2 separate regions of the Homo sapiens genome follow, and region 2 is linked to region 1. The links are chromatin contacts, found by Hi-C or POLR2A ChIA-PET in ENCODE. All regions are on one chromosome and are shown on one strand. The core of a region is the stretch at or near the end of the contact, and the rest is flanking DNA. Distances in the headings are between cores, read along the strand shown. Region 1 overlaps PLIN3 (perilipin 3). Region 2 overlaps KDM4B (lysine demethylase 4B).

Evidence for each region. Hi-C counts contacts between places; a loop is a spot of excess contacts on that map. ChIA-PET counts read pairs that join two places held with the same protein, here RNA polymerase II (POLR2A). Pooled maps may share reads with other maps.
Region 2: a loop to region 1 is called in a pooled map, with 3 times the contacts of the local background. The contact joins two enhancer-like sites. A Hi-C loop is called at or near these places in 4 of 168 maps with a recorded cell type or tissue (CD4-positive, alpha-beta T cell, CD8-positive, alpha-beta T cell, ascending aorta and 1 more), 2 of 37 single-sample maps with no recorded cell type and 14 of 50 pooled maps. POLR2A ChIA-PET finds 5 or more read pairs at or near these places in 2 of 52 experiments (activated B cell and common myeloid progenitor, CD34-positive).

Annotation. Positions count from the first base shown.
Region 1 is chr19:4,836,626-4,842,988 of GRCh38, reverse strand. PLIN3 (perilipin 3) reads left to right here. Exons shown (of 8, transcript NM_005817.5): 8 at 3,453-4,648. The coding sequence ends at 3,797. Among named protein-coding and RNA genes, the nearest start is that of TICAM1, 8.1 kb to the right of the region's middle. RefSeq lists enhancers at 1,518-1,597, 2,018-2,237. Within about 2 kb of position 1,813, at least 7 of the 41 ENCODE cell types and tissues checked have a DNase peak (open chromatin) inside an H3K27ac peak, as active enhancers do.
Region 2 is chr19:5,028,002-5,034,419 of GRCh38, reverse strand. KDM4B (lysine demethylase 4B) reads right to left here. Exons shown (of 23, transcript NM_015015.3): 3 at 1,389-1,554. The coding sequence starts at 1,529. Among named protein-coding and RNA genes, the nearest start is that of KDM4B, 62 kb to the right of the region's middle. RefSeq lists enhancers at 2,706-2,765, 2,796-2,845. Within about 2 kb of position 2,664, at least 5 of the 41 ENCODE cell types and tissues checked have a DNase peak (open chromatin) inside an H3K27ac peak, as active enhancers do.

The DNA.
Region 1 (6,363 bases), core at 564-3,063:
TCGGCCTCCCAAAGTGCTGGTATTACAGGCGTGAGCCACCGTGCCCGGACCCAGATCGATTTTTTAAAAACTGAAATGAGATCATATCAAAAGCACATAGTAAGGGCTACAAAAGTGACATGCATAAAGATATGGTGAATATCTCTATAAATGCAAATTGTTCGGGAGGCAGAACTAGACCACCTGCTGCCTAAAACTGTCTCCTGTTTCCCCGACTGCTAAGCACAGCAGCCAGAATGACTTTTCAAATGAAAAAACCAGATCTTATCTCTCTCACGTGGGCACTCTCCCGTAATCCCTCGCTCAAGTCCAGAGTCCTCCAGCTGCCAGGGCTCTGGGCAAAACCCTACCTCCCAGTGTGTGCCTTTTTTTTTTTTTTTTTTTTTTTTGAGATAGAGTCTCACTCTGTCACCCTGGCTGGAGTGCAATGTCATGATCTCGGCTCACTGCAACCTCTGCCTCCCGGGTTCAAGCGATTCTCCTGCCTCAGCCTCCCGAGTAGCTGAGACTACAGGCACCTGCCACCACGCCCAGCTAATTTGATTTATTTATTTATTTTTGAGACAGAGTCTCACTCCGTCACCCAAGCTGGAGTGCAGTGGCGTGATCTTGACTCACTGCAGCCTCCACCTCCTGGGTTCAAGCAATTTTCCTGCCTCAGTCTCCCAAGTAGCTGGGATTACAGGCGCCTGCAACCACACCCAGCTAATTTTTTTGTATTTTTAGTAGAGACAGGGTTCTGTCATGTTTGCCAGGCTGGTCTAGAACTCCTAACCTCAAGTTATCCACCCGTCTTGGCCCCCCAAAGTGCTGGGATTACAGGCCTGACCCACTGCGCCCGGCCTAATTTTTGTATTTTTAGTAGAGATGGGGTCTCACCATGTTGGCCAGGCTGGTCTCGAACCCTGTCTGTGCTCATCTCACTCTCTGGCCAAGGAAATTTTCAAGGACCTGATTTCAACTATGTTCTCCCCGGATGGTTTACAACTTCTGCCTAGAAAGTTCTTCCAGGCTGTCCCAGCCTGGCTTCCACTTTTTGTTTTTTAACAGCTTTTTTTTTTCTTTTTTTTTTTTTTTTTTTTTTGAGATGGAGTCTCGCTCTGTCGCCCAGGCTGGAGTGCAGTGACGCGATTTCGGCTCACTGCAAGCTCCGCCTCCCGGATTCACGCCATTCTCCTGCCTCAGCCTCCTAAGTAACTAGGACTACAGGCTCCCGCCACCATGCCCAGCTAATTTTTTTGTGTTTTTTTAGTAGAGATGGGGTTTCACCATGTTAGCCAGGATGGTCCCGATCGTCCTGACCTCATGATCCACCCTCCTCGGCCTCCCAAAGTGCTGGGGATTACAGGGGTGAGCCACCGCACCCAGCCTTTTTTTTTTTTTTAACAGTTTTATTGAGATCTCATTTGCATACCATACAAGTCACGCATTTAAAGCATACACATCGCTGGTTCTCAGCATTGTGCAACTATCCCTATCTCATCTCATGCCCCTAAAAAGAAACCCTTTTCCCATCAGCAGTCACTGCCCCATTTCCTCCTCCTCCCAACCACGTATCCCCTCCTGTCTCTGGATGGGCCTGTCCTGGACATTTCATAGAAATGGGATCACACCCTGTTTGGCCTTTTGTGTCCGGCTTCTCGCGCTGAGCGTGACGTCCTTAGGGCTCACCCATGCTGTGGCCTGGGTCAGAGCCCCATGACGTTCCATGGCTGAGTCACATTCTGTTGTATGGGTGGATCACATTCTGTTCACCCATTTATCAACCGAAGGACACTTGAGTCGTTTCTACTTTTTGCTGTGCCCCTGTGTGCATGTCTTTGTGTGTGGACGTATGTTTCCGTTTCTCTTGTGCACACACCCACAACTAGAATTGCCGAGTCATATGATGATTCTATGGTTTAACATTTTGAGTAACCGCTAGACTGTTTTCCAAAGTAACTATACCACCAGCAATACACGAGGCTTCCAATTTCTCCGCCTCTTGACTGACAGTGGGTATCATCTGATAGCCTCTGGGGTTTTTGTTTGTTTGTTTGTTTTTGAGACAGAGTCTCGCTCTGTTGCCCAGGCTGGAGTGCAATGGCATGATCTTGGCTCACTGCAACCTCCGCCTCCTGGGTGCAAGCAGTTCTTCTGCCTCAGCTTCCTGTGTAGCTGGGATTATAGGCACATGCCACCACACCCGGCTAATTTTGTATCTTTAGTAGAAATGCGGGTTTCGCCATGTTGGTCAGGCTGAACTCCTGACCTCGGTGATCCACGCACCTTGGCCTCCCAAAGTGCTGGGATTACAGGCATGAGCCACCATGCCAGGCCTCCTTATGGTTTTGATTTGCATTTCCTCAATGACTTATAAGGTCAAACAGCTTTTCATGTGCTCTCCCTATATCTTCTTTGGTGATTTGTCTATGCCCTTTAAAGAATTTGACTAGTGGCCAAATGCAGTGGCTCGTGCCTGTAATTCCAGCATTTTGGGAGGCTGAAGTGGGCAGGTCACTTGGGCCCAGGAGTTTAAGACCTGGGCAACTTAGTGAGATCCTGGCTCTACAGAAAATTTTAAAAATGTAGCTGGGCGTGGTAGTGAGTGCCTGTAGTCAGGCAGGCTGAAATGAGAGGATAACTTGAGCTCAGGAGTTACAGGCTGTAGTAAGCTATGATCACGCCACTGCACTCCAGCCTGGGCGACAAAGTGAGATCCTGTTTCTAATTAAAAGAAAAGAGTCTGGGCGCGGTGGTTCATGCCTGTAATCTCAGTACTTTGGGAGGCCAAGGAGGGCCGATCACTTGAGGTAGAGTTCAAGACCAGCCTGGCCAACATGGTGAAACCCCATCTGTACTAAAAATGCAAAAGTTAGACGGGCGTGGTGGCACGCGCCTGTAGTCCTAGCTATTCGGGAGGCTGAGGTAGGAGAATCGCTTGAACCTGGGAGGCGGAGGTTGCAGTGAGCCAAAATCATGCCACTGCACGCCAACCTGGGCAACAGAGCAAGACTCTATCTCAAAAAAAAAAAAAAAAAAAAGGGCCGGGCACGGTGGCTCACGCTTGTAATCCCAGCATTTTGGGAGGCCAAGGCAGGCGGATCACGAGGTCAGGAGATCAAGACCATCCTGGCTAACACGGTGAAACCCCGTCTCTACTAAAAATACAAAAAATTAGCCTGGCGTGGTGGTGGGCGCCTGTAGTCCCAGCTACTCGGGAGGCTGAGGCAGGAGAATGGCGCGAACCTGAGAGGCGGAGCTTGCAGTGAGTTGAGATTGTGCCACTGCACTCCAGCCTGGGCGACAGGGCGAGACTCCGTCTCAAAAAAAAAAAAAAAAGTTTCGCCTATGGAAAGCGTTTGCCCCAAGGTCAGTGGTAGAACCCCTCTTCCCCTCTTTCCCTGGCTTCAGCTCCGATCGCCTTTCCTGAAACAAATGGTCCTGATTGGTGTCCCCATCTCCCTTCTCAGCAGGTCGAGTCCCGGGCGCTCACCATGTTCCGGGACATTGCCCAGCAACTGCAGGCCACCTGTACCTCCCTGGGGTCCAGCATTCAGGGCCTCCCCACCAATGTGAAGGACCAGGTGCAGCAGGCCCGCCGCCAGGTGGAGGACCTCCAGGCCACGTTTTCCAGCATCCACTCCTTCCAGGACCTGTCCAGCAGCATTCTGGCCCAGAGCCGTGAGCGTGTCGCCAGCGCCCGCGAGGCCCTGGACCACATGGTGGAATATGTGGCCCAGAACACACCTGTCACGTGGCTCGTGGGACCCTTTGCCCCTGGAATCACTGAGAAAGCCCCGGAGGAGAAGAAGTAGGGGGAGAGGAGAGGACTCAGCGGGCCCCGTCTCTATAATGCAGCTGTGCTCTGGAGTCCTCAACCCGGGGCTCATTTCAAACTTATTTTCTAGCCACTCCTCCCAGCTCTTCTGTGCTGTCCACTTGGGAAGCTAAGGCTCTCAAAACGGGCATCACCCAGTTGACCCATCTCTCAGCCTCTCTGAGCTTGGAAGAAGCCTGTTCTGAGCCTCACCCTATCAGTCAGTAGAGAGAGATGTCCAGAAAAAATATCTTTCAGGAAAGTTCTCCCCTGCAGAATTTTTTTTCCTTGTTAAATATCAGGAATATAGGCCGGGTGCGGTGGCTCACACCTGTAATCCCAGCACTTTGGGAGGCTGAGGCGGGCGGAACACCTGAGGTCAGGTGTTCGAGACCAGCCAGGCCAACATGGTGAAACCCCGTCTCTACTAAAAATACAAAAAAAAATGAGCCGGGCATGGTAGCAGGTGTCTGTTATCCCAGTTAGGAGGCTGAGGCAAGAGAATCTCTTGAACCTGAGAGGCGGAGGTTGCAGTGAGCCAAGATCGCGCCATTGCACTCCAGCCTGGGGGACAAGAGTGAGACTTAGTCTCAAAAAAAAAAAAAAAGAAAAAAAAATCAGGGATATAGTTCATATCCCACTTCTTTGTTTACACCGATGTCCCTGAATATCAGCCTGTAGCTAATGGACTTGGGATTTCTGGTCTAAGTGGGCCTCCTGGGGATGGGGTGGTACACTGAGCTTCTGAGCCTCATTGTAGAGTAGAAAGGTACTGGGGCCTGTGTGGTAAGCCTTGTTGAAATGCTCTGGTATTCAGTATTGCCTTAATAAACTTCACCCACAACTGCATACAGGCCATGTGTGTACGTGTGTGTGTCTTCATCTGTCCCTGCTGCTAGAACAGAAATATCTTAGGCAGGGTAATTTATTTATTCATTTATTTATTTTGTAGAGACGGGGTCTTGCTATGTTGCCCAGGCTGATCTTGAACTCCTGAGCTCAAGCGTTCCTCTCACCACGTCCTCCCAAAGTGCCTGGCCAGGCTGGGTAATTTATGAGCAACAGAAATTGATTTCTCACAGTTCCGGAGGCGGGGAAGTCCAAGATCAAGACACTGGCAGGCCTGGCACAGTGGCTCACGCCTGTAATCCCAGCACTTTGGGAGGCCGAGGTGGGAGGATCACTTGAGGCCAGGAGTTTGAGACTGGCCTGGGCAACATAGCAAGACCCCATCTCTACACAAATTTTTTTTTTTTAAGTTAGCCAGGCATGGTAAGGTGGGAGGGTCACTTGAGCCCAGGAGTTTGAGACTGCAGTGAGCCAAGATCGCACTACTGCACTCCAGCCTGGGCAACAGAGCAAGATACCATCTCGGAAAAAAATCCAAGTGACAATCTACAGTGTTTCTCTACGGTAGCTACAGAGAAGGGGAACTTCAGGGACTTCTCCCAGGGACATGGAGAAGATACATTCTCAGTCTTACTAAATACTGCTGGACTGTTGCCCAAATCATTGTCAGTCTTTTCACTCCCACCCTAAGTCCTGAGAGGGTTCATTTCCCCCATCACCAACCACATGTTACTTTCTCTTTGTTAATCCATATTCAAGTTGAATTCATATGCACCCAAGTATATGAATCTTAAAGGGACAGTTCAATGAATGTTACATAGGAATCCACTCCCTATAACCAACAGCCACAGGGATTACTGGTGCGTGCCCCACCATGCCCGGCTAATTTTTGAATTTTACTAGAGACGGGGTTTTGCCATATTGGCCAGGCTGGCTTTGAACTCCTGACCTCAAGTGATCTGCCCGCCTCGGCCTCCCAAAGTGCTGGATTACAGGCGTGAGCCACTATGCCAGCCTTTTTTTTTTTTTTTTTCGCTCTTTTTTGAGACAGAGTTGTACTCTGTTGCCCAGGCTGGGGTGCAGTGGTACTATCTCAGCTCACCGCAACCTCCACCTCCCAGGTTCGAGTGGTTTTCCCGCCTCAGCCTCCCGAGTAGCTGGGATTACAGGCGTGCACCACCACGCCCGGCTAAGGCTGGAGTACAGTGGCACGATCTCGGCTCACCGCAAGCTCCACCTCCTGGGTTCACGCCATTCTCCTGCCTCAGCCTCCCGAGTAGCCGGGACTACAGGTGCCTGCCACTACAACCGGCTAATTTTTTGTATTTTTAGTAGAGACAGGGTTTCACCGTGTTAGCCAGGATGTAATTTTGTATTTTTAGTAGAGATGGGGTTTCACCATGTTAGCCAGGCTGGTCTCAAACTCCTGACCTCAAGTGATCTGCCCACCTCGGCCTCCCAAAGTACTGAGGTTACAGGTGTGAGCCACCACATCTGGCCCCACCTCATCCTCTTGAGTATCTGGGAACTACAGGCGTGCACCACCACACTCAGCTAAATTATACACACACACACACACACACACACACACACACACAGATGTGGGTCTTGCTATGTTGCCTAGGCTGGTCTCAAACTCCTGGGCTCAAGCGACCTCCCACTCAACCTCCCAAAGCACTGGGATTACAGGTGAGAGTCACTGCACCTGGCTCTCA
Region 2 (6,418 bases), core at 1,415-3,914, 190 kb before region 1:
ACACGGCGTCTGGTTGCTCTTTCTGGCTCACAGAGCCTAGGCGTTCACCCTCTGGCCGTGTGTAGAGACTGCCCGCCAACCCCTGGCCTAACTGAGGAAGAACAGCGATAGTCAAACAGCAGGCAACTGGAAGAACCCAAAATGCAACGACGATTCATCTTCCAAACTGAGGGGTGAGCACTGCTCGAACAGGCCCACACCCGAACACAGAGACTCACGGACCACGGCAGCCACCTTCAGAGCCGTGAAACGTGCAGCACCAACTTTTAAGTTTGTTTTGTTTTGTGAGACAGAATCTTCCTCTGTCGTCCAGGCTGGAGTGCAGTGGTGCAATCTCAGCTCACTGCAGCCTCAACCTCCCTGGCTCAAGTGATCCTCCCGCCTCAGCCTCCCGAGTAGCTGGGACCACAGACATGTACCAACACCACGCCTGGCTCATTTTTGTATTTTTAGTAGAGATGGGATCTCACTGTGTTGGCCAGCTTGGTCTTGAACTCCTGGCCTCAAGCAATCCCCCTGCCTCAGCCTCCCAAAATGCTGGGATTACAGGCCTGGGCCACCATGCCCAGACGAGCAGAATGGTACTGTACATACTCAGCATGTGGGGTTCGGGGGTCTGCTGTGTGTATTCACGTACACGCGTGCACAATATGCCGAGAGAGAGAGAGAGAAGAACCAATAACAGTGCTGCTTCCAGGGAGAGGGTGGGGGACTGGGTCGGGACAGGGAGGAGGCTCCTGGTCACTATGTACCTGCGCTGTCGCCCTGTTTGAGTTTTCCTGACCCAGTCACTCTGCCATCTCAAAAAGATTGTTTCTGGTGTGGTCTGACTTGGTTTTTGAGACAGGGTCTTGCTCTGCTGCCGGGGCAGGAGCGCAGTAGCACGGTCATAGCTCATTGCAGCCTCTAATTCCTGGGCTCAAGCAATCCTCCTGCCTCACCCTCCCAAATAGCTGGGACCACAGGCATGCACCACCATACCCAGCTTAAAAAAAAAAAGTTTTACTAGGAAAGTAAGGCCTTCCTGGGCACTGAACACCCCTGGAAGGCGTCCCTCAGTGAGACGTCAGCTCACGGCCAGAACAACCTGGTGGCCCACTGCCCCTGGGCTTCACTGCAGTGTGGCTGTGTGTCCTCACCACCCCCTGCCAGCTCCCTGGAGCCAGGGCCTGCACCGGCCACTTCTCAACTCCAGTGCCTAGAATGGTGCCTGGCACATTGTTGGAACTCCACAAACAGGCGCTGGTAAACGAGCTGGGAGTGGCCCCGAAACACATTCCACGTGCACAGGCCACGCCTGTGGGGCTGGCTGAGCTGGGACCCAGGATGTCCGCAGGCCCGCGGCGCAGGCTGATGGAGGGCCGCGCTGGGGCCAGGATGTCACCCACCTTGGCCAGGCCCGCCCGGTGGGCTCCCTGCGACTCTATGTAGGCCACGTATTTGTTGAAGTCTTTAAATTCTTCCATGGTTGGGCGAAACGTCATGATTTTACAGCTGGGGTTCTGGGCGCCGTGGTCCTCAGACCCCATGGCTGCAGCTGTGCGGGAAGCACACCTGTGGAGGAAGACGAGAGAGGGTGAACCAGCGGTGCCGCCATGCCCAGCCCTTGGAGCCCGTCCTCCCTCAGAACGGAGCGTGCTAAAAATACCGTGGCCACCAGGAGGACAAAGGCGGCTGGGCCCTCGCGGCTGAGTGAGGGCAGAAGAGAAAACCACGAGCGGCCTCGTCACTCTGCTGAGCATAAAAGGCACGAGGGCTGCAGCTAACGAGAAGCAGAGGCGTCCTAGTTTCTAAGGCCGAGGCGACACCGGGAGCCAGTGCGCTAATTTTAAGCGGGGCCTCGGAGAGAAAGGTTTACGTATCAGGGACGCCACAGGTGTGTCAGCGTCCGCTGCACATCAGTCTCTCTGCTCTGAGCCTGATCCGCACGAGAGACCGCGGCATCTGCGGGTTTTCGAAGGTGAGGGCGGCCATGGGTGAGGGTCACACGCTCAAGGGCAGGGGGACCCACCCCTCGGAGCAGGCCTGTGGGTCACGGGGGGCTGGCTGGCTGCTGCCAGCAGAACTCAGGCCCTAGCAGGAACCTTGACCCAGGAGAGCAGCAGGCCCGCCCAAGACGGCTCATTTCCTGCCATCATAGCTGCCCAGAGTCACGCGGGTCATAAACCAGCCCACCAGCCCTGTACAGAATGGGGGATTGCACCAGGCCAAGTGATTCACTGACGGCACCCGCCTGGAAACATCGGAGTCAGACTGTCCTCTCCACGGAGGCTGCGGGCGGGAGCGGCTCCCTCCTGTCCCAGGTGTTGCAGGGTGGGAACTGGTAGCCCACCCCGACCAGGAAGGGACTTTGATCACAGACTCTGGGGAAGGGTCCTCCTTGGCAGGTTCAATCTCCAAAGGCAGAAAGACGACAGAATCCCTCTAGGATTCGGAAACAAGGACCCAAGTCCACACAAACCCAAAAACTTAGAAAAAACTTAACAAAATCCACCTCCCCACGCTGTGACCCCCAAAGTGATCTAGAGTGTGAAGGAAACAAGGCAGGGAGCCGCCCAGACAGTCCCGGGAGTGGGGTTCCCAGCCACCAAGGTGCAGCCACCCGCTCCTGAAGGCACTCCCCACTGCGGGCACTAGAGGGCAGCATGCACCCAGGAATCTGAGCAGGACGGCAGGGAGGCCCCAGCTAGGCTTGCACTGGTGTCCAGAACCCTCCATCCTGACAAAAGCAAAGCCGAGGTCGCCCCCTGGCCTCCACCTACTGCCTTGGGTCCACCCCATACCCTGCCTGCAGCACACAGGGCTGATACCCAGCGCTGAGCCCCAGCCCTGACGTCACACCCCGCGCTGGGCTGCTGCTGAGAGACCCCCACTGGGTTTGACAAAACCGCACAGCTCCAAGCCCACGTGGGCTGAGGCCCTGCCCGCCACCCTTGCTCTGTGCAGAGTCCTCGCAGCTTCTCCCATGGGGCAGCCGCAAAGCCAGTGTCTGCACAGGAGGCCCCAAGTGCACCGTGCACGGCACGTGACCACGTGCAGCCTAGAAATGTAGACTAGACGGTCACAGTGTGTGTCAAGGCAAGGCACCTGTCACAGTCACCAGAGCTGCCTGTGCCCAGAGACCAGCCTCTGACTGCGCGGGGCCTCCCAGGCCACCACACTGTCCCAGCGGGCCCCTCGCCCACAGCCAGGTCCCAGTACCCAATCCTCACCTGCGACCCCGCCAACCCCACAGGCCCCAGGATCCCCCCAACGCTGCACCTGCCCTCCCGCTCTCACCCAGATGTGGCCATGTAGTGTTCACCCAGGGCCTGCGCACTGTCCCCAGGGAGCCACCGGCTCAGAGGGAGCAGAGGCCGCAGCTGGACCACTGTGGGACCCTCAGTGCCGGCCTGAGCTGGGCCAGTAGCCACGATGGGAGCTGCCAAGGCACCTGTCAGGGCAGCCCTCTGGGAGGACTGGGTGGCAGAACGCGGTCACCTCAGGCCTCCTACTGGTCCCCAGCCCTCAGAGGCCGGGCCAAAGGCCTGAGGCCATCCCTGGATCTGCCACAAACAGTGCCCAGATGCGGTGGTGGCCACAGTGGTCCCCACATCAGCACTTCCCGGGTCCCTGGCCCTGCTCTGTGCATCACAGATGATGACATGGTCGACTGAGCTTATTGAGGAGGCACAGAGGCCCACGAGGGGCAGTTGTGGGCCTAGGCCACACGGCACACAGCTGGGCTGCATGCTATGCCAGGGCACTGCCATGACCGCATGAGTCTCCCCCTGCGCTTTGGCAGCTGGTGGAGGCGCTGGGACCCTCGTGCACCCAGCAGCCCCTGTCCCTGGCTGCCTCTCTGCAGGCCGGTGCACACATGGCCTCTTCCTGCCTCCCTGTAACCCACTGCAAGGGCCATCAGCTCCCAGGAAGCCCTCAAGTAAGAGTCATGTGAGGGGCTGGCCCACCCCCCTCTGCAGGCTCTGACCTCCAGGTCATCAAAGCCCACCTGCCCCACAGGACTGGCCACAGGGTGACCTATGCAGTATGGGGCCTGCCACACTCTCATGTCCCCCAGACCAGCTGGGCCCAGGAAGGACAGGGCCTGGGGCAGGGCTGGACGGCCCAAGGGATGCCTCAAACTTGTGCTCTGTACGACAGGAAAGCGCTAGGCACGGTGGCACACACCTGTGGTCCCAGCTACATGGGAGGTAGAGGCAGGAGGATCACTCTAGCCTGGGAGGTCGAGGCTTCAGTGAGCTGTGATTGCGCCACTGCACTCCAGCCTGGGTGACAGTGATCCTGTCTCAAAAAATAGATAAATAAATAAATAATAAAAAGGGGGGCTCCCCACACCTCGTGGGGTTGCGGGGGCTCGTCTGGAAAGCACGTGGCCACAGCTGCCAGCAGCACACCCTGCAGTGTCAGGTGACAAAAGCCCATGGCAGGTTACGCATCAAAACCCACGCTGGGGAGACCCAGACAGCCCTTCCATCTGGAAGGTGGAGCCGTGACACCGGGAGCCACTCTCAGCACAGGGACTCAGGCACTTCACCCACCACCGCCCCCTAGGGGCAACTTGGTGCACTTTTTAAGAAACTATTGTTTTTTGAGACAGCATCTGGCTCTGTCGCCCAGGCTGGAGTGCAGTGGCACGGTCACGGTTCACTGCAGCCTCAACCTCCTGGGCTCAAGCCATCCTCCCGCCTCAGCCTCCCAACTAGCTGGGACCACAGGTGTGTGCCACCACACCTGGCTAATTTTTGTACTTTTTGTAGAGACGGGGTCTTGCCATGTTGCCCTGGCTGCTAATAAACGCCTGGCCTGAAATGATCCTCCCGCCTTGGCCTCCCAAAGTATTGGCATTACAGGGATGAGCCATCATGCCCAGCCATTTGTGCCTTTGGAAATGACATGCTTAGGAAGTAAATCATACAGAGAAAACTAAAATGGTCCACAATCCCCACGCGCCATAACCTTGACGCACGTGCAACACAGCTAAACAGGGAAGAGGGAATTTACTGAAATGCAGTCCTGTGACTGACCTTCCAGGTCACCAGGAATGTGGCAGACAGAGGACACAGGATGACTCGGGGGCATCAGACACCCTGGAAGAGCCAGAGGAGCTGCCCGGCAACAGCAACATGCTCACAACGGCGCCACGCCAAGGAATGGGGCTCTCAACTCAGAGGCAAAGACAAACAGCCCAGTAAAAATGGGCCAAGGCTGGTGGGCGCGGTGGCTCATGCCTGTAATCCCAGCACTTTGGGAGGCCAAGGCAGGAAGATCACTTGAGGCCAGGAGTTTGACATCAGCATAAGCAACATAGTGAGACTCCGTCTCTATAAAAAATACAAAAATTAGCCAGGTGTGGCGGTCTGCACCTGTACTCCCAGCTACTTGGGAGGGTGAGGCAGGAGAATCGCTTGAGCTGGGAAGGCAGAGGTTGCAGTGAGCCAAGATTGCACCACTGCACTCCAGCCTTCCAGCCTGGGCTACAGGAGCGAAACCATGTCTAAAAAACCAGCAAAAAACAGGCCAAGGACTTGGGCAGACAGCTCTCCAAAGTAGACAAATGGCCAACAAGCACGTGAAAAGGTGCCCAGCAGCACTCAGCACCAGGGAAATGCAAATCAGAACCACAATGAGCCACCACCTCACTCCCACCAGGATGGCAGAATCAGAATGACAGACGGTGACACTGTGGGCAGGGATGTGGAGAAATTGGGGCCCTCGAACACAGGCTGGCAGGACGGTGACGTGGGACAGCTGCTCTGCAAGACAGCTTGGCAGCTCCTGGAAATGTCACACATAAATCACACTTGACCCAGCAATTCCACTCCTGCGTATCTGCCCAAGAGAAATGAAAACATCCATCCACACAGAAACGTGTACACCACGTCTGCAGAAGCACAATTCCCAACAGCCAAAGGTGGAAACGACCCAGGTGTCCACCAACAGAAGAATGAATCAACACAACATGGCCCATCCATGCGGTGGAATACGACACAGCCATGAAAAGCAACGAGGCTCTGACACAGGCGCCACATGGAGGAACCTTGAGGACATCACAGTGAGAGAAGCCAGACACAAAAGGCCGTGTGTTACACCCCAGGCTACAGGGCTTCTCTGTAGGGGATGCCAATGTTCTCCACTGACTGTGGCCAGTGCAGTGGCTCGCACCTGTAATCCCAGAACTCTGGGGGGCTGAGGCGGGAGGGGTGCTCTAGCCCAGGAGTTCGAGACCAGCCTAGGCAACGTAGGGAGACCCCATCTCTACTAAAAATTAAAATAAAAAATTAGCCAGGCATGGTGGTGCGTGCCTGCCAACTACTCAAAAAGCTGAGGCAGGAGTATCACTTGAGGCCAGGATTTCGAGGCTGCAGTGAGCTATGACTGCACCCCTGCACTCCAGCCTCTGGGCAACAGAGCAAGA